Regions from separate parts of the Homo sapiens genome. Here all the other regions are linked to region 1. Evidence: chromatin loops called from intact Hi-C (ENCODE). Cell type or tissue: GM12878. All regions are shown on one strand. Each heading gives the region's core, and the rest is flanking DNA. Links, peaks and the distances in the headings are about the cores only.

The links. Peaks named below come from ENCODE experiments on the same cell type or tissue, not always from the same donor. Only the 100,000 strongest peaks of a DNase experiment are listed, where the experiment ranks them.
Region 2: it touches region 1 in a loop (7-fold over the local background); 5 of 110 quality-filtered maps call a loop at or near these places.
Region 3: it touches region 1 in a loop (4-fold over the local background); 2 of 110 quality-filtered maps call a loop at or near these places.
Region 4: it touches region 1 in a loop (3-fold over the local background); 5 of 110 quality-filtered maps call a loop at or near these places.
Region 5: a loop joins it to region 1, with 13 times the contacts of the local background. A loop is called at or near these places in 6 of 110 quality-filtered maps.

What each region holds. Positions count from the first base shown.
Region 1 is chr6:137,163,825-137,168,626 of GRCh38, forward strand. The region is part of intron 1 of IL22RA2 (interleukin 22 receptor subunit alpha 2); the gene reads right to left. Among named protein-coding and RNA genes, the nearest start is that of IL22RA2, 7.4 kb to the right of the region's middle. In GM12878, for the core only: a CTCF peak has its summit at 2,389 (motif pointing left); DNase peaks (open chromatin) are centred at 1,787, 2,257, 2,693 and 4,393; H3K27ac peaks cover 3,912 bases.
Region 2 is chr6:137,074,211-137,079,012 of GRCh38, forward strand. No RefSeq gene overlaps it. Among named protein-coding and RNA genes, the nearest start is that of IL20RA, 32 kb to the left of the region's middle. RefSeq lists an enhancer at 2,436-2,645. In GM12878, for the core only: a CTCF peak has its summit at 2,503 (motif pointing right); a DNase peak (open chromatin) is centred at 2,541; H3K27ac peaks cover 358 bases.
Region 3 is chr6:137,639,031-137,643,832 of GRCh38, forward strand. No RefSeq gene overlaps it. Among named protein-coding and RNA genes, the nearest start is that of LINC03004, 24 kb to the right of the region's middle. RefSeq lists an enhancer at 2,542-2,591. In GM12878, for the core only: a CTCF peak has its summit at 2,664 (motif pointing left); a DNase peak (open chromatin) is centred at 2,625; H3K4me3 peaks cover 57 bases; H3K27ac peaks cover 237 bases.
Region 4 is chr6:137,259,837-137,264,638 of GRCh38, forward strand. No RefSeq gene overlaps it. Among named protein-coding and RNA genes, the nearest start is that of IFNGR1, 43 kb to the left of the region's middle. In GM12878, for the core only: no CTCF peak of the experiment used is centred there; a DNase peak (open chromatin) is centred at 2,095; H3K27ac peaks cover 1,048 bases.
Region 5 is chr6:136,965,625-136,970,426 of GRCh38, forward strand. No RefSeq gene overlaps it. Among named protein-coding and RNA genes, the nearest start is that of NHEG1, 25 kb to the right of the region's middle. In GM12878, for the core only: a CTCF peak has its summit at 2,700 (motif pointing right); a DNase peak (open chromatin) is centred at 2,717.

The sequences.
Region 1 (4,802 bases), core at 568-4,567:
GTAAAAGAGATGGTCTCGGGAGAGACCAAGGCGGGGTTGATGTGGGGAGGCACAGATCTCTTAGCGTGGACTGTGTGCTCCCAGGCGAGTGTGGGAAAAACCAGACCTAGGACACTGCATACGGCCCAGAGGACCAGCTCCACAGCTGCAGCTAGCTGTGACAGGAATTAAGGCATGCTCCTGGCTAAGCAGTGTCCGAACCTCCTGTAATAGGACCCAGTCTGGTGGATCCAAGAGTGAAAGTGAGAGTGAAAGTGCATCACAAGGGAGGAAACAGGAGGAAAAGCGTCAAAGCCTATTCCACTGGAGTGCGTGCTGAAAAACTTTAAAAAAAGTTTTAATGGTGACTATGGGGTTAAGCTAACTTCACAGAAACTGAGAACTTTTTTGAGATAAAATAGCCATCTTTTAATGTAGGGTGGCCAGCCAAGGGGACAATAGACAGGGAGATAATTGGCCGAGTGTTTCGGGTGGTCACCAGGCTTGGAGAACAGCCCGGGCACCTGGATCAGTTTCCGTATATTGACTCCTGGCTAAGTATAATTCAGACCCTCCCTAAGTGGCTGCAGGCCTACTTTGAGATCTACTGTAAGACTCTAACGGCCAAGACAAAACCAGGAACAATAGAAAGAAACTGCAAGGCATCAGAAAAAGAAAAGTCACAGGAAAAGCAGTAAAAACCTGTCCTACAGGCCCCGCCTGAAGAGTTAGAAATTCCACCCCACTATGCACCAATTTATCCACCTCTGGCAAAGCTTAGACAGAAGGCTGCCCCGGCTGCCTCCGGAGACTCAGACTCAGAAGGAAGCACCCCTCAGGCAACACCACGCAGAGAGGAGCCAGAGCCCTTGACTGAAAAGCCAAGGGAGGAACTCCAGGGTGATGAGGTCGGCCGCCTTAGGTCGGTCCGTGCCCAAGCAATGCAGATGCCACTCTGAGAAACATGGGGACAAATTTATTTGAATGCACAGAATGAAGTCCAAGGGGGAGAACAGCTCTTCTTTTATCAGCCCTTCTCTACTACTGATCTCTTAAATTGGAGACAACATACTCCCTCCTATAGAGAGAAGCCTCAGGCTCTTATAGATCTAATGCAGTCCATTTTCCTAACTCACAATCCTACCTGGGTTGATTGTAAACATTTTTTTCTGTCATTATTTAATATGGAAGAGCACCGTAGAGTTATACAAGCTGCTCTCCAGTGGCTGGAGAAAAATGCATCTTCAAGCACAGGAGATATCAGGCAGTATACACAACAAGCACTCCTGATAGAGGCTGACCCAGGCTGGGACCCTAACCAGGCTCAAGGGCTACAAGTTTGCAGCAGTATTGAGAGGCACTCCTAAATGGAATAAACGCTGGAGAGAAAAAGGCCACCAATATCGGAAAGGTCTCAGAGGTTCGCCAGAAGCCAGATAAAAGTCCCGGTGAATTTTATGAGAGGCTGTGCGAGGCTTACCAGCTTTACATGCCACTTGACCCAGAGGCTGCGGGTAATCAGTGTATGGTTAATGTGGCATTTGTAAGCCAGGTGCAAGAAGACATCGGAAGTTAGAAGGGTTTGAAGGTGTGAATATTACCCAGCTTATCCAGGTGGCTACTAAGGTGTTTGTAAATCAGAAGGAGGAGGCCAAGAGAAAAGCTAGATGCAGAGCTAAGGAAAAGGCAGACTTGCTGGCGGTGGCCTTAGTTGGAAGAGAAACTGGTTTTGTGAGAGGATGTGGTCGTGGTTGCGGTCATGATAGAGGACAAACTAGGTAAAACCAGGAAGCTAAGCCAGGACAAGAGGGCCAACTTAGGCTTAAGGGAGATCAATGTGTGAGATGCAAGCAGATGGGACACTAGAAGAATGAATGCCAAATTTTCCGGTGCCCTTGTTAGGAAGAGATTTCCTCCAGAAATTGCAAGCACAAATCTCCTTTATACCAGAAGGGCACATGACTCTAAATCTAGGTCAAAGAAAAGCCATGATAAAGACCCTTACTGTCCCAACAACAGAGGAATGGTAATAATTTGGGTGCCCCACACGGTTGTCACTCTGATGGAGCAGAGGGGACATTGCTGGCTTTCTAACCCTAGAATGTTAAGATATCAAGGGCTTTTGTGTGAAATCCCCTACCTAACCTTGGAGACTATGAATACTCTAAATCCGGCCACACTGCTGCTGATAGAATGGGCGGAGCATGGAAAGCCCCCATTGTGTGGCCCAGGGTATCACTGTTGTGTGGAAACTGTGGATGAAGTTTTCTCAAGCTGAAAAGACTTAAAGGACTAGCCCTTAAAAGACCCACATGTTAAATACTTTGCTGATGGAAGCAGCTTCATATCTAAAGGTTTATCAGTTGGGCTGGATATGCAGTGGTAACACTGAATTCAGCAGCTGAAACCTGCCCTCTGCCGGCCGGAACTTTAGCCCAAAGAGCTGAGATAATAGCTGTCACTAGGGTGTTGCTTTTGGCCAAAGAAAGTCGGTAAACATCTATACTGACTCAAGGTATGCCTTTGCCACTTTGCATGCCCATGGAGCCATATATAAGGAAAGAGGATTGTTAACTACTGAAGGAAAGGAAATCAAAAATAAAAAGGAAATAGAGCAGCTCTTAGAAGCTGTATGGGCTCCAAAAGAAGTAGCAGTCATCCATTGCAAAGGGCATCAAACAGGAGGACATGACAAGGCCAGAGAAAACAGAAAGGCAGAAAGAGAAGCCAAAAGAGCTGCAATGACAGCGATAACTAAGAAGGAAGAGGAAACCCTTACCATGCCCTTATTGGAGCTTCCTCTTACAGAACCCCCTAACTACTCCTCTAATGAAAAGGCTTGGTTTGAGCAGGAAAGTGGAAGTTACCAGAAAGGAAGTTGGTGGAAGTTCTCAAATGGGAGGCTCGCCAGCTATCCCAGAAGCAATAGCCCCTGGTTCATAAAACAGTTTCATCAAGGAACACATATGGGAAAAACTGCATTAGAGACTCTTGTAGGATGGCATTTCTATTGCTGAGCCTAACTGCCATCACTCGAGCCATTTATGAGTAATGTTTAACTTGTGCCCCAAACAATCCACAGCAGGGGCCAACATGGCCCCCAGGGATTCAAGAAACTGGAGCTACACCCTGTGAAAACCTGCATGTGGGCTTTACTGAGCTGCCTCGAACCGGAGGCTACCGGTGCATGCTAGTGTTTGTCTGCACTTTCTCAGGGTGGGTTGAGGCATTTCCCACCAGGACAAAGAAAGCTCGGGAAGTAACCAGAATCTTACTAAAGGACATTATTCCTAGATTTCGACTGCCTCTAACTTTAGGATCAGACAATGGCCCAGCATTTGTGGCAGAAATAGTACAACAGCTAACACAGAGGTTAAAAATCAAATGAAAACTGCATACAGCTTATCACCCATAGAGTTCTGGAAAGTTGAAAGAATAAACCGGACACTCAAACAGCCGTTAAAAAAGTTTTGCCATGAAACTCATCTAAGATGGGATCAGGTGCTGCCCATGGTCCTTCTCTGAGTCAGGTGCACCCCTACTAAATTAACTGGGTATTCACCCTATAAGATAGTGTTTGGCCGACACCCTGATCATAACTCAGATAAACGGGGATTTAAAAAATTGGGGAATTAACCTTAAGAAGGCAAATGCAAGCCTTAGGTGAGGTCTCGCAGGAAATGCAAGGATGGGTAAGAGAAAGAATACCTGTTAGCCTCACAGATGCAGTACAACCCTTCTAACCTGGAGACTCTGTCTGGGTCAAACAATGGAACCCAACCACTTTAGGGCCTTTATGGGATAGTCCCCATATTGTGATCTTGTCTACTCCCACTGCTGTTAAAGTTGCAGGTATCATACCTTGGGTTCATCATAGCCGGCTGAAACCAGAAGCAGCCACCACCCAGGACCAGTGGACAAGTCAACAAAACCCAGACCACTCAACATGGCTGATCCTGTGGTGAAACCAAGCCACTGCTGACAAGGACAACTGCCCTGCTTCAACCACACCAGAGGCTGGTTGGTCCACGCACGGCTGAAGCTTGAGGAAACATCGAGCCCTGTTCTAGTCACACAAATGGAAGCTGACTAGTCTATGCATGGCTGAAGCCTGAGGAAGTCAATGATACATAAGTAAATGTAGACTAAATTTACAAACATAGTTATACTCTTACTTGTAGTAATTATTTTGCTGTCATGTTATCTTTGCAAATGCTGCCAAGCTTGTTGCCCAGAAAGGTGCCCATGCATAGTATAAGTTTAATCATATTAGTAATACTGAAGCCACTGACACTTTCACCTATGGTTATAAAAGGGGACCAGGATGACTGTCATCACTGTATGATAGAAGCCTGGTCTGGAAAAGGTGTGACTAAAACTCTGTTATACCAGACCTACTATGAGTGTACAGGGACTCATACAGGAACTTGTTGTTTATAACCAGACTAATTACTCAGTCTGTGATCCTGGAAACGGGCAGCCCCAAATATGTTATGACCCAGAGTTCTTGCCCTATGACTTCTTATTTGAAGTCCAAATTTGGTGAACCCCTAATGCCATCATATACAAACCCCACAGAAACTGGGGTCAGTAAACTTGTAAACAAAACGCAAGTATTCACTTACGCGCATAAAGGGCCCGTCTCCATATATTTTGATGCCTGCCAAGCTGCACATCTCAGTAAACTAAATAATATTTGGACCATCTGTAAAAATCTAGGACAAGAAAGAGTCAGCAGCAGAGCCACCAAGGCCATAATAGGAGAGTCCGAAAAAGAGTGCCCTGATTGTGATAATCAGTGGACCACACATGAATTTAATCAG
Region 2 (4,802 bases), core at 436-4,435, 90 kb before region 1:
CATTCCCTTTGAAAACTGGCACAAGACAAGGATGCCCTCCCTCACCACTCCTATTCAACATAGTATTGCAAGTTCTGGCCAGGGCAATCAGGCAAGAGAAAGAAATAACAGGTATTCAAATAGGAAGAGAGGAAGTCAAATTGTCTCTGTTTGCAGATGACATGACTGTATATTTAGAAAACCCCATCATCTCAGCCCAAACTCTCCTTAAGGTGATAAGCCACTTCAGCAAAGTCTTAGGATACAAAATCAATGTGCAAAAATCACAGGCATTCCTATACACCAATAATAGACAAATGGAGAGCCAAATCATCAGTGAACTCCCATTCACAATTGCTACAAAGAGAATAAAATACCTAGGAATCAACTTACAAGGGACATGAAGGACCTCTTCAAGGAGAACTACAAACCACTGCTCAAGGAAATAAGAGAGGACACAAACAAATGGAAAAACAATCCATGCTCATGGATAGGAAGAATCAATATTGTGAAAATGGCCATACCACCCAAAGTAATTTATAGATTCAATGCTATCCCAATCAAGCTACCATTGACTTTCTTCACAGAATTAGAAAAAACTACTTTAAGTTTCATATGGAACCAAAAAATAGCCCCTATAGTCAAGACAATCTTAAGCAAAAATAACAAAGCTGGAGGCATCACGCTACCTGACTTTAAACTATACTACAAGTCTACAGTAACCAAAACAGCATGGTACTGGTACCAAAACAGATATATAGACCAATGGAACAGAACAGAGGCCTCAGAAATAGTGTCACACATCTACAACCATCTGATCTTTGACAAACCTGACAAAAACAAGCAATGGGGAAAGGATTCCCTATTTAATAAATGGTGTTGGGAAAACTGGCTAGCCATATGCAGAAAACTGAAACTGGACTCCTTCCTTACACTTTATATAAAAATTAACTCAAGATGGATTAAAGACTTAAACATAAGACCTAAAGCCATAAAAACCCTAGAAGAAAACCGAGCTAATTCCATTCAGGACATAGGCATGGACAAAGACTTCATGACTAAAACACCAAAAGCAATGGCAACAAAAGCCAAAATTGACAAATGGGATCTAATTAAACTAAAGAGCTTCTGCACCACAAAAGAAAGTATCATCAGAGTGGACAGGCAACCTACAGAGTGGGAGAAAATTTTTGCAATCTATTCATCTGACAAAGGGCTAATATCCAGAATCTACAAGGAACTTAAATTTACAAGAAAAAAACAACCCCACCAAAAAGTGGGCTAAGGATATGAACAGGCACTTCTCAAAAGAAGACATTTATGTGGCTTCAACATTTATGTTGAACAAACATGAAAAAAACCTCATCATCACTGGTCATTAGAGAAATGCAAATCAAAATCACAATGAGATACCATCTCATGCCAGTTATAATGGCAATTATTAAAAAGTCAGGAAACAACAGATGCTGGAGAGGATGTGGAGAAATAGGAACGCTTTTACCCTGTTGGTGGGAGTGTAAATTGGTTCAACCATTGTGGAAGACAGTGTGGTGATTCCTCAAGGATCTAGAACCAGAAATACCATTTGACCTAGCAATCCCATTACTGGGTATATACCCAAAGGATTATAAATCATTCTAGTATAAAGACACATGCACACGTATGTTTATTGCAGTACTGTTCACAATAGCAAAGACTTGGAACCAACCCACATGCCCATCAATGATAGACTGGATAAAGAAAATGTGGCACATATACACCATGGAATACTACGCAGCCATAAAAAAGGATGAGTTCATGTCCTTTGCAGGGACATGGATGAAGCTGGAAACCATCATTCTTAGCAAACTAACACAGGAACAGAAAACCAAACGCTGCATGTTCTCACTCATAATTGGGAGTTGAACAATAAGTACACATGGACACAGGGAGGGGAATATCACACACCAGGACCTGCTGGGGGTTGGGGGGCTAGAGGAGGGATAACATTAGGAGAAATACCTAATGTAGATGAGGGGTTGATGGGTGCAGCAAACCACCACGGCATGTGTATACCTATGGAACAAATCTGCACTGTCTGCACATGTATCCCAGAACTTAAAGTATGATAATTAAAAAAAAGAACTTCTGTTTTATTAACTGCTTGGCACCTAGTAGGTACACAGTAAACATTTGTTGACTGAATAACAAACTTTATTCTGAAAAACTAGAAAAAAAGGAATTTTGGAATTTTATATTTTATCAACTGTTGAACATGAACATTTATTAAATTTTATGATGCAATTTAAAACACAGTAACTCTAGCAAGAGATAGGTGCTTATCCTGAAAGTAAAAAGTGTAGCAGAGAATATGGAAGGATAAATATTATTGGTAGAACCTGGTCTGCAATTAGAATTTTCCTGGAGTTTCACAGGGTTCTCCAGCTTGAAAGGACAAAAAGCAGAAGTTGGGATCTGGAGCATAGTGGGCTCCACCCTCAGCCATCTCTGTGCCCAGCACATTGGAGATGCAGCCAGCTAGCCACTGGGTGTCACTGTTCTCTCATGCTCCTCAGTCTGGGTGTCCTGCCAGGTCTCCTTAAGCATGAATATGCAATGTCCTGGTTTACAGCCATGACAGAGGGCACAGACTCACCTGTACAGGCCTTCTCAATATGGAATCACATACTGTTCCTACATAAAATTGATTTTCGGTTCTGAGCAGCACAGAAAGGTTTGAAGAGATGAGTGGTCTCAAGTGCGGCTCTTAGCTTTAGTCTCAGCCCTAAAACGGCGCTCAGGAGTAGGAACACAGCTGCCAGGACATTTCCCTGTCACTCAAGAGCTGATAGGCTTTTTTTCAGGTCCAGACCTACAGGCAAGGACTGGAAATCATTTGGGTTTCACAGCTGGTTTGGATGATATTCAACAATAACACCAAAATTCTTCCATTAAAGAACAAAACAAAAAAATAGGAATTGAAAAACAAGGGTCGGTGACCAGTTTGTGTCGAAACATGCCAGCTGCTCTTACTTTGAATGAAATTATTTGCAGCACAAGGTTACAGCTCGCCTGGGAAGTTTATCTTCAGCCAGTCTCATTAAGATCTCCCAACCTGCACGCAACACCTGTTTGTCTCCATTACTTATCCACCATATAAATATAATAAATAGGTGAGTTGCTATGGATTGCTTAATTGTGGTCTGCTCCCTCCCCTTGGAGCCTTGTTCACACTTATTGATTTCAAGGCATGAATAATCCTCAGAAACTTGCTCCACTCTGATTGGGAGTATTTCCTTTAAAATTCATTTATTCAGGCCAGACCCTGTGGCTCATACCTGTAATCCCACTTTGTGAGGAAAAGGTGGGAGGGTTACTTGATCCCAGGAGTTTCAGACCAGCTTGGGGCAACATGGTGATAACTCATCTCTACAAAAAATACAAAAATTAGCTGGGTGTGGTGGCACATGCCTGTGATCCCAGCTACTCAGGAGGCTGAGGTGGAAGGGTTGATTGAGTCCAGGAGTTTGAGGCTGCAAGGAGTCGTGATTGTACCACTGCACTCCAGCCCGGGCCACAGGGTGAGACCCTGTCTCAATATATATATTATTAAAAATACATATAAATAAATAAAACGTATTTATTCAATGACTCACCAGACATTTATTGAGTGCCATCTTCTAAGGCCCAAGCACTGTTTTAGGGGCTGGGGATACAGCAGTGATACAACAAACAAAGTCTCTATTACTGCCGAGCCCACATTCTAGTGTTTAACAGAGATTAAACTAAAGGAAAATTGCCCAGATCATTTCTGTAGGTGTCAGGAGGTGGATGTGGCCTTCCATCACCAAGAAGGTGGTTTAGTAGCTCAATGAGTAGATGAGGCTCTAGTGAGAGCAGTCACATCCCAGTATAAGAACGGCAACAGCCCTGAGCAGCTGCTTTCTTCATTTCAATTTTTATTCCCTCCAGTCAGTTCACAAATAGCCAAAGAGATTCTTAAAAGTTAAATCTTATCTTGTAGCTTCCTTGCTTCAAATCCTTCAATGGTTTATCACTCCTCCTAAAATGACAAGACAAATCCTGCCATGGCTGTGAGTTGTCCCCTGCCTATTTCCCCAGCCTCCGCTGACAGCCATGCTTCCACTCTCTAGAGATTCATTGGCCATTTTGCCCTTCCTCTAATTGCCAGGCACTTTTCTGCATTAGAACTTCTGTATATGCTGTTTCCTTTGACTGGAAAGCTCTTTTCTGATCATCCTTCCCTCCCCTCACATGCAAACTCACCGTTTAGTGTCAGCTTGAACTGCAGCCACTTCTGCAGGGAAGCCAGTCCCCCTAGGTCAATCAGGTTTCCCTAGTTCCATAGCCCTTCTAACATTGATGCCCATCATACCTCTCAAACACCTGAGCCAGCACATCGTTTCCCAGTGCTGTCTCATTCCAGTCGCTGAACAGTTTGACAATTGACCTCTACAATGTGTCAGAGTATCAGTTCTCTACCCGCCACGCTTTGGGTGGGGGGTCCTTATTGCAACTGGCCAAATGGGTAATCAATTTCCCAGATCTCATAATGGAGTCTGCCTCCTGGGACCACTTCTGTAACCAACTGTTTGTTTATTTTTCAATCGGTTTTGGGGGAACAGGTGGTGTTTGGTTACATGACTAAGTTTTTTAGTGGTGATTTCTGAGATTTTGGTGCACCCATCACCTGAGCAGTGTACACTGTACCCAATATATAGTCTTTTATCCCTTACCCACCTCCTACACTTTCCCCGGAGTCCTCAAAGTACATTGTATCATTCTTCTGCCTTTGCATCCTCATAGCTTAGCTCCCACTTATG
Region 3 (4,802 bases), core at 552-4,551, 480 kb after region 1:
AGCAGCAGGCACATGTATGCAGTTGGTGTGAGCTATGTGTGCTAGTGGCCAAGGGGGGACCTCTGCTGAGCAACCTACAGAGTAGATCTGAAACATACATAAAATTTGCCATGAGGTTTTAAGAGCACTAGCTCATGGGCTTCTTGTTTAAAACTTCAATAAGGCTGTTACCTCATTGTGCCACTCTAGCCTGAAGGAGTTGGGTCTTTTCTTGCCAGGGTCTTATAAAGACCAGAAGATAAAAGACAAAAATGGAATTTGACTGCAAATTTTCATTACTAAAAGACTCCCATTTTTGCTTATATTAAGAAACAAGGTTTTCAAAGGTTTCCTCTAACCACACTATCTTGGGTTAGTCAGAATGAACACGTATTTATGGGATCACGGTCTACAGGATTTGCCTGCAATGTTAAATAAAACCACAATTTGTGTTTCTAAAGTCATCATCTGGTTAGAAAATGACCACTGTCCTAAATGTAGAAATGAAAGAGAAAGTATAACACGGGAAAGGAACATTTTAGGGGGACACACCTTAGAGGTATACAGTGGCTCATTATTTCCTAGAAGTCTCAGGCAAGGGTTCTGAACCTAGGCCTACTGAGTTTCAAGGCTGAGAAATTCCTCTGAAAATGAAGGTGACATGATAGACTGCATGTTTTTCTGCAGATAGGTTCTCAGGCTTGGTTAAATCATTATAAGTATCTGTCACTGAAATTACCAAGATCCATTGGACTAATAACATATTCAAAAACTATGGGAGAGGAACAAATGTAGTTTCTTTTTATACATTTTTTCATATTATATGTAACCTTGGATACCTCCAACATTCTATTTCAATTCCCAGACGATTTTCCAGCTAAAATACATTAGCGCCACCAAAGCGTGGGCAAAATTTTTATCTTCTCATGTTTTCCCGACAGCATTTATCTGAGTCCCAAACCAAATAATTCTGCCTATATATCATGTGAATAACACAAGGAAGTTTATTTTTAGGGGAAAAATGTCTTATCATTCATAATAATCTAATATTTCTGAAATGAATATTGATACCGAATACAATACCAGAAGGTTAGAACAGAACATACATATTTCACTGGAAGAAACTGATTTCCACCTAGTGTCTGTGAAACAGCAGAAGCGAAATTAATGTCTTCTTGCATTGGTGCTGCTGTGCATGGCAATCTCGCCAATGCCGCCAACTCCTAATAAAGGGCTCTCTTGGAACAAAGCTGCCTCTTGTCTGCTTGCTCACAGTATCTATGACACTAATATTCTAATTAGCTATCGCCATTCTCATTATCTTTGTCAGAGAGCTACGTGCTCGTGGATGCAGCCACCTAGCCACGAGATCAGATCTGCATAGTCACACACAAAACACATACACATATGCATGCACATAAAACCTAGACATATCTGCTCTGCAATATCCCATCTCCCCTTGGTTTACAGAATGCATTCCCAGTCTTTTGGGGACTTGTTGGAGGATAAACAGTAAGCCCATGAACGTGTAGTCCAAATTCATTAACGCGGCATTCAAGGCTCTCCAGGTGCCACATCCCTCTTCTCTCTATTCCCTTTGTCCCTTCCCCACCGGAACGCCACTCCTTCTCCATTCTCTCCCTATCCCATGCCTTGTCCTCTGGGCATTGGAGATGGATTCTCACTATCACGCCAAACATACCCCACACCTCCACCTCTGTGTTTCCTCTACCTGAAATTCCCCTCATACTTGTCAAATCTCTATCCCACCTTCTGCCGCCATCAAAATCCCATAAGGTCCATCTCGATCACTCCTCAATTCTCCAACACCCTAAGGCAGAAGCAATGTCTTTTTTTGCTGGACATTTTATGTATTCCTTTTATTATATAACTTATACAACTTTGTCACCACCTTTGGACATTTCATCCCACTGCCTCCCCTGCTCCTGTGCCTCCCACAGGCTCTGCCATATTCCCCTGCTCAGCGTAGAGGGTCCTCAGTAGATGCTGGGGACATGAACTAAGTTGAATGGTAGGATTATAGGAATAGAAAATACTGCAGTTAATAATAAGATCATTTTTAATAAAATTTTTCTCTAGATTCATGAGCATATTTTCTTCTAGCCCTTGACAGAACGAACAATGGAAATGTATTGTTCATAGGTATGTACTATATCGGGTATGCATGAACACTGGCATGTTTGCCATTCTCTTTCAACCTGGGGGCTTAAATTTTCCTTTGCACCAGGCCACTGCCATCTAAGCCCTGCAGGATTTGGGGACCAGATGAGTCCTTGTATGACATCTGATAGTAAGTATTTATTTTATTAACAAACGAGGCCACAAAGAATGTGACCAGTTGAAAACAGAGTTTGGTTTCTTCATGTCTCTCCTTCACCATAGGGATTTTGTCTCTTTCATTGTAGCACTTAGCATAGAGTCCATATCCAACAAGTATTTGAAAATATTTTCTTCCTACTCTTTCATGTTATCTTCATTCAATAGTGAGGGTTTATAATTTTTCCTCCCTTCTTTCCTTCCTTCCTTCCTTTGGAGTTTATTGTGTTGACTTTTTTTTTGCTATCGTTGCGAACATTGGAATATGAGATGACACCCAGGCAGTGCCAGGGCCGAGCAGTGTGTTAAGTATGGCTTCTATTTTGTGAGCTCACACTGCCCTCTCCTGGCCTCTGGGTAGATCTTAAAACTTCACTCGGATTGCAGCACAAAACACATTCCAGCAGGCAGAGAAAGAATGATAATAAATGGGACACAAAATCCTTCCAATATTAATAATCTAATCATTTCAAATTTTAAAAACTATTTGGCTCTACTCTCTATGCTTTTGGTAATTCCAAGCACTTGAAAATATCTATAAAATTCAAAATTCTTAACATTGTCTTTCCATTTTATTTATTTATTTATTTTTTGGTGGAAAGCTTGTTATAATATCTTGAATAAAATGTGGTCCTGGGCCGGGCAAGGTGGCTCACATCTGAAATCTCAGCACTTTGGGAGGCCAAGGCAGGAGAATCACGAGGTCAGGAGTTTGAGACCAGCCTGGCCAACATGGTGAAACCCCGTCTCTACTAAAAATACAAAAAATTATCTGGGCATGGTGGTGGGCACCTGTAATCGCAGCTACTCTGGAGGCTGAGGCAGGAGAATCTCTTGAACCCAGGAGGCGGAGGTTGCGGTGAGCCGAGATTGCACCACTGCACTCCAGCCGGGCAGCAATGCGAGACTCCGTCTCAAAAAAAAAAAAAAAAAAAAAAAAGAAGGTGGTCATGATATTTGATATTTTAGTAAGATGTTTTTGTTTTTGCTTACTTTCTAGTTCTACTTAAGGCTTTTGGTGGTGGTGGTTTGTTTTGTTAGCAAGTGATGTGCAGTCATGTCCAGGCTCTGCCACTCACTAATTAGGTGATCAGGATCTAGGACAAGTCATTTCAACCCTCAGCCTTAGTTCCTTCATCCAGATGTGGCTGTAGAAATACCTACCCTATCTTCCTCACTAGAAATGATAGAAAGATCAAATGAAATATTTTATGTGAAGGCATTTGGAAAACTCTAAGATGCCATACTCATATGAACTATGATGATTATTTCTAGATTTTACAAAAAGACAACTTAACAAAAGATACTAGGTGTTATAATGCCAGGTGAAGTGCAATTGTATTAAAAAGACTTCACTTTTAAACATTAAAAAATTTTAAAGATATATGAATCTAGAAAATATTCTTTGTTTCCTTCCCAAAAACTTCTTAGAATAATATAGAAAATGACACTTTCCTGAGGAATTTTTTTGTATATTATTAGCAAAGGGCAGAATATTGGATTAAAAATCCAGAAAGCCCTGTAATTCTATGTTTTTAAAGCATAGGAATAATCTATCTAATGACAGTATATAGTCTTTAAATAGGTCTTATATCTTCAAAATAAAAATAATAAAACCTCCATTAATACAAAAATAACAAAATTATACAAAAATTAACTCAAGATGGATGAAAGACTTAAATGCAAAACCCAAAACTATAAAATTCTAGAAGAAAATCTAGGCAATACCATTCAGGACATAGGCAGGGGCAAAGATTTCATGATGAAAACGCCAAAAGCAATTGCAACAAAAGCAAAAATTGACAAATGAGATCTAAATAAACTAAATAGCTTCAGCACAGCAACAGAAGCTATCATCAGAGTGAACAGACAACGTACAGAAGAGGAGAAAATTTTTGCAATCAATCCATCTGACAAAGGTCTAATATCCAGAGTCTACAAGGAACTTAAACAAATTTACAACCTCATTAAAAAGTGAGCAAAGACCATGAACAGACATTTCTCAAAAGAAGACATTCATGCGGCCAACAAACATGAAAAAAGATCAACATCACTGATCATTAGAGAAATGCAAATCAAAACCACCACAATGAGATACCATCTCACGCCAGTCAGAATGGTGATTATTAAAAATATACAGAAACAACAGATGCCGGTGAGGTTGTGGAGAAAAAGGAACATTTTACATTGTTGGTGGGAGTGTAAATTAGTTCAACCATTGTGGAAGACTGTGTGATGATTTCTCAGACCTGGAACCAGAAGTATCATTTGACCCAGCAATCCCATTACTGGGTATATACCCAAAGGAATATAAATCATTCTATTATAAAGATACATGCATGCGTAGGTTTATTGCAGCACTATTCACAATAGTAAAGACCTGGAATCAACCCAAATGCCCATCAATGATAGACTGGATAAAGAAAATGTGGTACATATATACCACTGAATACTATGCAGCCATAAAAAGGAATGACATCATGTCC
Region 4 (4,802 bases), core at 489-4,488, 96 kb after region 1:
GCCGAGATGGCACCGCTGCACTCCAGCCTAGGCAACAGAGCGAGACGCTGTCTCAAACAAAAACAAAAACAAACCTCAGACTGGGTAACTTATAATCAATGGAAATTTATTTCTCACAGTTCCAGAGACCGGGAAGTCCAATTTCAAAGTGCCAGCAGGTTTGGTGTCTGGTGAGGCTTGTACCTTCTTGCTGTGGTGGAGCCCTCATGACTTAATCACCATCTAAATGCCCCACCTTCTAATATGGTTGCACTGGAGAATAAATTGCAACATTAAATTTGGAGGGACACAAACATTCAAACTATAGCTGACTTCATCTACATCTCCAGCTGGTGAGGTCTGGAAGAAGTCAGGTTACACATACAGATGAGAAAGCTGAGGGTCAGAAAGTGGAGGTCTGTTGTATGAAAGGAAAATAAAAACCTGGGACCCCAATTCAGTACGCCAAGGGGAAAAATTAAGCTGAAAGCTGACTCATGCAAGCACCTGCCATTCCTTTTGTTCCTAAGCAGATAGCTACGATAAAATATTAAATATCTTCACTCTGTGTTTGAGGCAGGAGAATAGGGTCTGGAGGCAGGGAACCTAATGACTTCCTAGACGTAAATCAAGTGGAAATGCTTCAGCTATGACAGGAAATATTCTCTCCATTTACATAGGGCATACACTGAGTAAATGACTTTGTAACTTCACTTCATCCCCTTCGTTTCCATAGGGCATATACCAAGTAACGAATAAAAACCTCTAAAGGGTATTTAAACCCCAGAATATTCTGTAACGGGGCTCTTGAGCCCCTATGCTCAGACCCGCTCCCACACTGTGGAGTGTAGTTTCATTTTCAGTAAATCTCTGCTTTTGTTGCTTCATTCTTTCCTTGCTTTATTTGTGAGTTTTGTCCAACTCTTTGTTCCTGGACACCTTCCACTGGTAACATGTTCACCTTATCTTGTGTAAAGTGTGGATCCACTGAGGGCAAGACAAATACATAATTGACTATTCCCCTACCTGATCCTTTTGTCTTGCAATATGTGAGTTCAGTCACATGCCCATACCCTCTCTATTCCTTCTCCAGCTTGCTTTTCCTGGTTAAATTATTGAAGCCCTTAAAATCATCTTTGGAGAAAGGCACAGACCTGTCTCCTGGGTGCATCCTCAACCTTGGCAAAAAAAACTTCTAAATGGATTGTGACTTGTTTCAGATACTTTTTGGTTTACCGTTGTTATATGTTATCTAAGCTAACTCAGCTCTTTAGCGGAATTCTAACCCAGGTATGCCTAAATTCAAAATGTGAGGTTTTTCTGCATTATAGTGAATGACGGATATCAAGGCTTTTCTGATGACTTTGAAAAATAGTTGGATAGGCCAGACACAGTGGCTCACACCTGTAATCCCAGCACTTTGGGAGCCCCAGGCAGGTGGATCCCAAGGTCACGAGTTTGAGACCAGCCTGGTCAACATGGTGAAAACCCATCTGTATCAAAAACACAAAAAATGAGCCGGGCGTGGTGGTGGGCCTGTTGTCCCAGCTACTTGGGAGGTTGAGGCAGGAGAATCACTTGAACCCAGGAGATGGAGGCTGCATTGAGCCGAGACTGCACCACTGCACTCCATCCAACCTGGGCGGCAGATGAAAGAGTTAAACTCTGTCTCAAAAAAAAAAATAGAGAACAGAACATTCTCCAGTTATGGCCTCATTGTTTTGTTTGTTCTTGGCAAAGTTTCCACTGACATAACTCAGTAAACTTTTACATCTGAGTTCAATGGAGTGTTTTTAAATGGTTGTGGACAAGAGGTTCGTTCATTGTTGATGTAGAATTGAGTACAGAATATACTTTGCTTAAATTACTTTCACTATTTTTTCTCATAATATTCTTGAAAGTCATCTATTAATGCAGTTCTTACATAAAAGGAAGAGATAACTAAAAAGGATATAGAGCCAGGAAGTAAATTGTTTCCCCAAACACTTCAAACAATTTAAATGTTCAAATATAGAGTTATTTGTGAATTTGCAAAGTAGCAAATCAAATGGGTAATTCTCAAAGCCTTGTGTTTGAAGTGATGAGAAGCAAAGCCTTTTCAAGTTTATGTAAATAATTGACCACTTCCTTGAAAAAGTTTTAAGATTTCTCTAGAGACAAGGTGAATCATATCAAGTGGCCTAAATAAACTTTAGTTTTGAATGAGCAAATAGCTCAAGGCAAGGTGGTGGTTTTACCAAAGTAAAAAAAAGAAGAAGTTGTCAAGAATGAAGCTTGCCAAAAAATTTTCAAAAACTAAGATGGCAAGATTTTCTTTGGAGGGTTATGAAATGTTCTGAAGTTAGACAGTCTAGAATTAGATGGTTCAACAGCTGAGTGAATTTACTAAAAACACTGAATTTTACACTTTATCAGGGTGAATTTTATGTTATGTTAATTAAATTTCGGTGAAGCACTTATTAAATGAAATTGTAATAAGAGGATGTAAGAAGATTCAGTCACAAAATATACACATATACCACACAAATTTAAAATGCTTTTAGCTAAAATATTAAAAGACAAGCTAGTCACTTTGGAACCCAAATTCATTGTCTGAAAGATTTTTAAAAATCTTAAAGAGAAAGAAATGAAGATAAAGCAATCATGAGTGAAAAAAATAAACAAACTTGGATGATATAACCAGAAATAACACATAAATGAAATAATTTCAGAAGAACAAGATATATGCACTTTAAAAGTAATATGGAAAAGCAAGGGACCCAGAATAATCAAAAGAATCCTTAAAAAGAGGGACAAAATTGGAGGACTCACATTTACTTCAGAACTTACTACAAAGTTACAGTAGTCAAGCCAGCATGATACTGACATAAGGATAGACACATAGATCAATGGAATACAGTCAGTCTAGAAGCCAGCCTACATATGCAAGACATTATGGAGGGTCTTCAAAAAATTTAAAAATAGAACTACTATGTGATCCAGCAATCCCACTACCGGGTATATATCTAAAGGAATCGAAATTGGGATTTCAAAGAGCATTTGCACTCCTGTTCATTGCAGCATGAACCTAAGTAACCTAAATATTCATCATGGATGAATGGGTAAAGAAAATGTGTTATATATATACAGTGGAATATTGTTTAGCCCTAAGAAAGAAGGAAATCCTGCCATTTGTGACAACATGCATAAGCCTAGAGGACTTTATGCTAAGTGAAACAAGTTAGACACAGGAAGACAAGTACTACTTGATGCCACTTACATAAGGAATCTAAAATAGTTAAACTTGTAGAAGCAGAGAGTAGAATGGTGGTTGTCAGGAGCTGGGGAAAGGGGGATATAGGGAGCTATTAGCCAAAAGTTGCAAAGTTTCAGTTATAAAAGATGAGTAAGTCCTAGAGATCTACTGTATAACATAATACCTATAGTTAACAAAACTGTATTACATCTTAAAAATTTGCTAAGTGGGTAGATCTTATGTTTTATCACATACTACACACACACACATGCACACACACACATACACAAATAATTATAAATATAGAGGGTAGGAGGAAACTGTTTTGGAGGTGATGGGTATGTTTAGATTGTGGTAATGATTTCACAGATGTATATTTAGCCTCAAACTCATCAAGTTGCATACATTAAATATGTACAGCTTTTTGTATGTCAATCACACCCCAATAAAAGTTTTTTTAAAAATCCTGCACACACACACATATATACATGTGTATATATGTATATAAATATATACATGTATATAAATTTATTTTAGATAAGATTGCCGAGACAATTCCAATGGGGAAAAGAAGTCTTTCCAAACATGCTGCTGGGACAACTGGATCTCTACATGCAAAAGAATGAACTTGAACTACTATTTCACACTATATTAAAACAATTATCAATTATTTTGTGACTGAAGGCAATTAAGAAGCAGCAAATGGAAAAAGCTCTCGCTGTCTTCCCCTTTTCTGCCTCAAGGTAGGATATAAATTCTCGTTTACTGGACACAACTCTAGACTCTATTCACCCAGAGAAAGCACCAGAAGAATCTGCAAACAAACGTTACTTCATTAGTTTACCCCCATATAGTTATTTTCCCACTGTTTCCTACCCCGAAAGGAAATTGCCTTCCTTTGTCCTGTCATTTCTCTATAAATTTATTGTTCTTTGTTGAAGATGCGATACAAGCCAGAGTTCTAAGCAACTGCTTTGAGTTACTTTTCATTGAGGTTTTTCCTGCATGGTGTTCACTGTATGTGTTAATAAACTTGTTTGTTTTTTTCTTGTTGATCTGCTTTTGTTACAGGGGCTTGTCTCAACTGAGAACTTACACAGGGACAGGTAATCTGTAGCTTCCCTGACAACTGAAATGAAAGAGCTAAAATTACAAAACTCTTAAAAGAAAACATGGGATTTGCTATGGTTTGAATGTCCCACCAAAACTCATGGTCAAATTTAATTGCCATTGGGGTAGTACTAGGAGGTAAGACCTTTAAGAGGTGTAGATCATGAGGGTTCTGCCCTTGTGAACGGATTAATGCTGTTATCAGGGTAGTGGATTAGTTATTGAGGGAGAGGACTCCAGCATAAGTTTGACCTCCATTTTCTCCCTGTCTCATTTGTCACCTGCCTTTCTGCTTTCAGCCATGGTGTGATGCAACAAGAAAGCCCTCACCAGATGGCTAAGCAGATGCTGGCACCATGCCTTTGGACTTCCCAGCCTCCAAAACTGTGAGCCAAATAATCTTTTGTGTATAAATTATCAAGTCTGTGATACTCCGTTATAGCAGCAGAAAACAGACTAAGACAAGATTAAATCTTTG
Region 5 (4,802 bases), core at 291-4,290, 200 kb before region 1:
CATCACCTCTGATCTGGGTAATGGACTCTCTTTTCTTTTTTTTCCTTTCTTTCTTTTTCTTTTTCTTTCTTTCTTTCTTTCTTTTTTTTTTTTTGGAGACAGGTTTTGCTCTTGTTGCCTAGGCTGGAGTGCAATGGCGCGATTTTGGCTCACTGCAACCTCTGCCTCCTGGGTTCAAGTGATTCTCGTGCCTCAGCCTCCCGGTTAGCTGGGATTACAGGCATGTGCCATCATGCCCAGCTAATTTTGTATTGTTAGTAGAGACAGGGTTTCACCATGTTTGTCAGGCTGGTCTCGAACTCCCAACCTCAGGAGATCCACCTCCCTCGGCATCGCAAAGTGCTGGGATTACAGGCATGAGCCACCGTGTCCAACCACGATCTCTCTTTTCTTAAGCATTTATTAAGGACCAACTGTATTTCAGTTGCTATTATAATCTCAATCAATACAGCAACCCTGTGAGTTACATATTAATGCCTTCATTTTACAGATGAGGAAATGGAGGCTCAAGAATTTTAGTGTCTTGCCCAAAGCTAGACCCACCAGTAAGATATAGACAGAGCTGGGGCCCAGGTAGGCCAAGTAGTACAACTTACGTCCATACTCCTTCTACTGGATTTTGTAATATCTTTAATGTGTTTAAAAAAATCACACAAGTGATAAATGAATACATTCTGTTTGCAAACAAAAAAAGATGTAATAGGTTAATGTTCCCATTAATTATCTCTCTCTATTCTTATTTTCCCCACCTCCATTCCCCAAGGTAACCACTGTCACCATTTGATGTGGCTCTTTCCAGATCTTATTCTAGAAATTTCATATATCTATCTGTGCCTCACTGCACACGAGGGACCAGAACAGGATGGTGGCGCTCACAAGACCTGGGAGGCGACTGCCCGGATGAATTCCCATGACGCTACATCTTGCATGTGGCTAAGCAGCCTCACTTGGGAATGGGTTAGTTTGTAAATCCTTCTCCTCAGAAAGTACAGGTTTGTGATGTGCAGGTGATTCTATCCTCTGCTCCAGATCATGTAGTGAATATTTAGTATGTTTCATTTTGTTTATGTTTCCATCTCTTTCCCTTCTCTAGATGATTTCTCCTCATCACCTTGTTTCTTCTTTTCTTTCCTTTTCTTTTTTTTTTTTTTTGAGACAGAGTCTCACTCTGTTGCCCAGGCTGGAGTGCAGTGGCGCAATCTCAGCTCACTGCAAGCTCTGCCTCCCAGGTTCAAGCAATTCTTCTGCCTCCGTCTCCCAAGTAGCTGGGACAACAGGCATGTGCCACACGCCCAATTAATTTTTGTATTTTTAGTAGAGATGGGGGTTTCACCTTGTTGGCTAGGCTGGTCTTGAACTCCTGACCTCAGGTGATCTGCCTATCTCCGCTTCTCAAAGTGCTGGAATTACAGTCGCGAGCCACCACACCTGGCCCCTCATCACCTTTTAACCAGAACAGTTAGGTCGTTTTCTTTCTCTTTGTGATGGCAACAGTTATTTTTATAGCTGTCTGGGGAAGGTGCTTAGGTAAATATCAGTTTGAGCTGTACAGTAAGCTTAATATAGCCCTTTTCTATGATTGATGAATTCACTACCTTCTTTTTTTGCACTTTTTGTTCAGTCAATAGAACTCGTGAATTAGTGATAGGGAAGTAAATTAGTTTAAGGTTGACAAACTTCCTAGAACCACACCCAGGGATTACACTAGATCAGATACACATAGTCACCCCTGCTCCTGTACATTGGTCCTCCAACCTTCTACTTCCCTGCAGTGGGGCATGCAGAAGGAAAAGGGACACATCTGTGAGGGAAGAAGATGATGCTGCTGACCGGCATAGACACAGGCACAGGCACATAGGGTCCGAATCTGGAGGGACCTACCATAGGAAGCTGTGGTGTGCACCCCTAGAGCCACTATGCCATGACTGTGCCTCCTTGGAGCCACCATCCAGCCTGGAGATCTCCAGGTAGAGTTCTTGGTGGAGATCACACAGGACAGCAATCTGTGGCCATAATACTATTAAAAAGGGGGCAGGGGGCAGTTCATCTTCCTGCAGAGATGGAAGTCAGATTTCCATCTTCCACTTAGATTATGGACAAAGACATTTTCTCTACATTGGTGTTAGTTGGGGCACGGGACCAGGGGGTTAAGCTAACTAGCTTGAAGGGATGTGCAAAATGACCAAGAAAGGGTGTTAGCCACTGCTTACACCCCCTTCAGTTAGCCACTGCTTACACCCCCTTCATGTAGGGGCAAAGAGACAAGAAGGTTCACACATGTGATCTGTCCCAGGAACGTAACAGAAGGTTAAGAACTGAAAGAGAGAGAGAGAGAGAGATAGAAAGATGGGTTCTGTGGTTCAGAAATCACTCCCCACTCTGGTGGGAGTCGGAGATTGGCAGTCAGATGCTGCCACACTTGCTACCATAGGGATGACTGTCATGCCGCAAGGTCTAGTCCAAAGCACATTTAGTTCCCGATGTTAAAGAGGGCTGGGAGGAAGGTGAGTGGTCTGAGAGATGAGAAGAATGCAGACAGGAGAACCAATCTGGTGACATTTTGGTCAAGTGTGCTGTCTTCATTAATTTTCGGTCTCAGGATTCCTAATTATGGAAACCAGCCAATACGTATTTTCTTCAGCCGTTCATCCCTAAGTCCTTCCGGGGCTGGACAGAGGTAATATAACAACTGTCGCCACACGGTGGCAGCAATATCTTCTTGGCTGTGCTCACCTAGCCTAGTGGGTGCTTTTTCTGTAACTGCAGAAGCCATGGCTTTCTCCCCGCTGGGACTTGCTGTTTGAGGAGCTGAGGCGCCTCACAGCACTTATTACAAAGAGTTTTCTTCATGTTTTTCTTTTTCCTTAAATGAATGCCTTGGAAAATATGAGGTTATGCATTACCGGGTAACTTTTTGCTTTTGTTTTTGTGTTGAGGCAGGGTCGCCAAAACAAAAACTTGCTCACTCTGTCGCCCAGGCTGGAGTGCGGTGGCGCCATCTTGGCTGACTGCATCCTCAACCTCCCAGGTTCGAGTGATCCTCCCACCTCAGCCTCCTGAGTAGCTGGGGCTACAGGTGTGCACCACCACATCGGCTAATTTTCTATTTTTTTTTTTGTAGAGATGGGGTTCTCATGATGTTGCCCGAGCTGGTCTCAAATTCCTCGGCTCAAGTGATCCTCCTGCCTCAGCCTCCCAAAGTGCTGGGATTACAGGCTTGGGCCACCATGCCTAGCCAGCGGGTACCTTTCTGTCTTTTCCTAATGGCTAATAATTTAAATCTAACTATATCTGTGAAGCCAGTGGTTTTGCCACAGGATGAGGAGGCGCCAGGGGACGGGAAGGTGACCAGATGTTCTAATTGAGTCAGCCTTGGTTCTGGCAATGAGCAGGTGCTCTGGAAGAAGTCCCAGGCAAGCTCTGCTGTGCCCCTTATCTGAACCGAGCTGATGAGCTGGCCCCCGTCCAGAGGAGGATGACCAGAGCAGAGAGGGATCTGGAAACCAGGAGTGACAGGGACGTGTGGAAGGGAAGGGGATGTTTGCAGAGGAAGGGATGACTTGAACACTACAGTTAAATGTTGGAAGGGTTGTCATGGAGAAGAGAGGTCGTTAGAATCAGGTCGGAAGAACTAGAACTAGTATGCTAGTTTGGAAGGGACGTTAGGAATCCCATCAAACACACTCCTCATTTTACAAAAGAAGAAAATAAGGCTGAGAGAGTGACACTTGTCTGGGGTCACGCCGTTGGCTGGTAACAGACAGACAAAGGACTAGGATACAGCCCTTTGATTATACCCAAATATGGTTGCCCATCAGGTTGTAAGCTATAGGGTGGGTGAGGAGGGTAACGAAGGTGGTGGCCTCTGTTTAGTGTTGAAGCAGAAACTGGGTGTCCAGAGAGTTCCTGAATTGCCCAGAGGGCTGGCCCCAGCCTAGTCACTGGAAAACGTCTGCGTTTACCTCTGACATACTCTATCTCTGTGTGCCATATGACTCACTTAATAACTGCCAGGTAATTCATGGTGATGAAAGTTTGTGTGTAGCGCGTGGGGTGGAGGAGGGAGTTGGTGTCTGGCCTTAGAAAAGGCTGCTTTTATGTGGCAGCAAATAGGAGGCTAGCAAGGTCTCTGGCTGGGGATTGCCTGGTGTCCTTGACCTTGCAGAGTCCCCAGGCTCCATCTTGGGGAAAAGGGAGACAGGAGAGGGAGTATTGCAGGCTTCCGTAGGCCCTCTGGGACGGGAGCAGCACTATGGGGAGATGGGTGAGCTTGTGTGCTGAACATCGCTAACTTCATAGGGCTTTGCTCTTGTCTCCATCCCTGAAAAATCCTTCCTAAGCACTGTATGGTATAAATATTTTAGTATCTGTCCATGGATTGGCTTGTTGTCTTTGTTGAGTTGCACGCATGATCTGGGCCTGGTTTCATCACACCTTGTGCAACTGCGATCATTATCTGGATGACAAAGAAGTGGGTGCAGGCCGTTCCCTGGATACGAAATGCTGAGGCAATTAAGCACATCTAATGACTGTTTTCTTAAGATGAATAGGAGTGATAGCAGTACACAAAGCAAAATGAGGTCTTATAGTCCATGCAGCCCAAGCATGGACTGGTCCTAGTAGAAGGAATGATGTAATTATGCTTCCCAAGTGTCACACCTGTACCATAGGTATTCTGAAATGACTTCATGTGTGATGACAAACATTTTCTTTTTTCTTTTTCTTTGTTTTTTTTTAGAGACAGGGCCCTGCTCTCCCATCCAGGCTGGAATGCAGTGGTGGTGATCATAGCTCACTGCAGC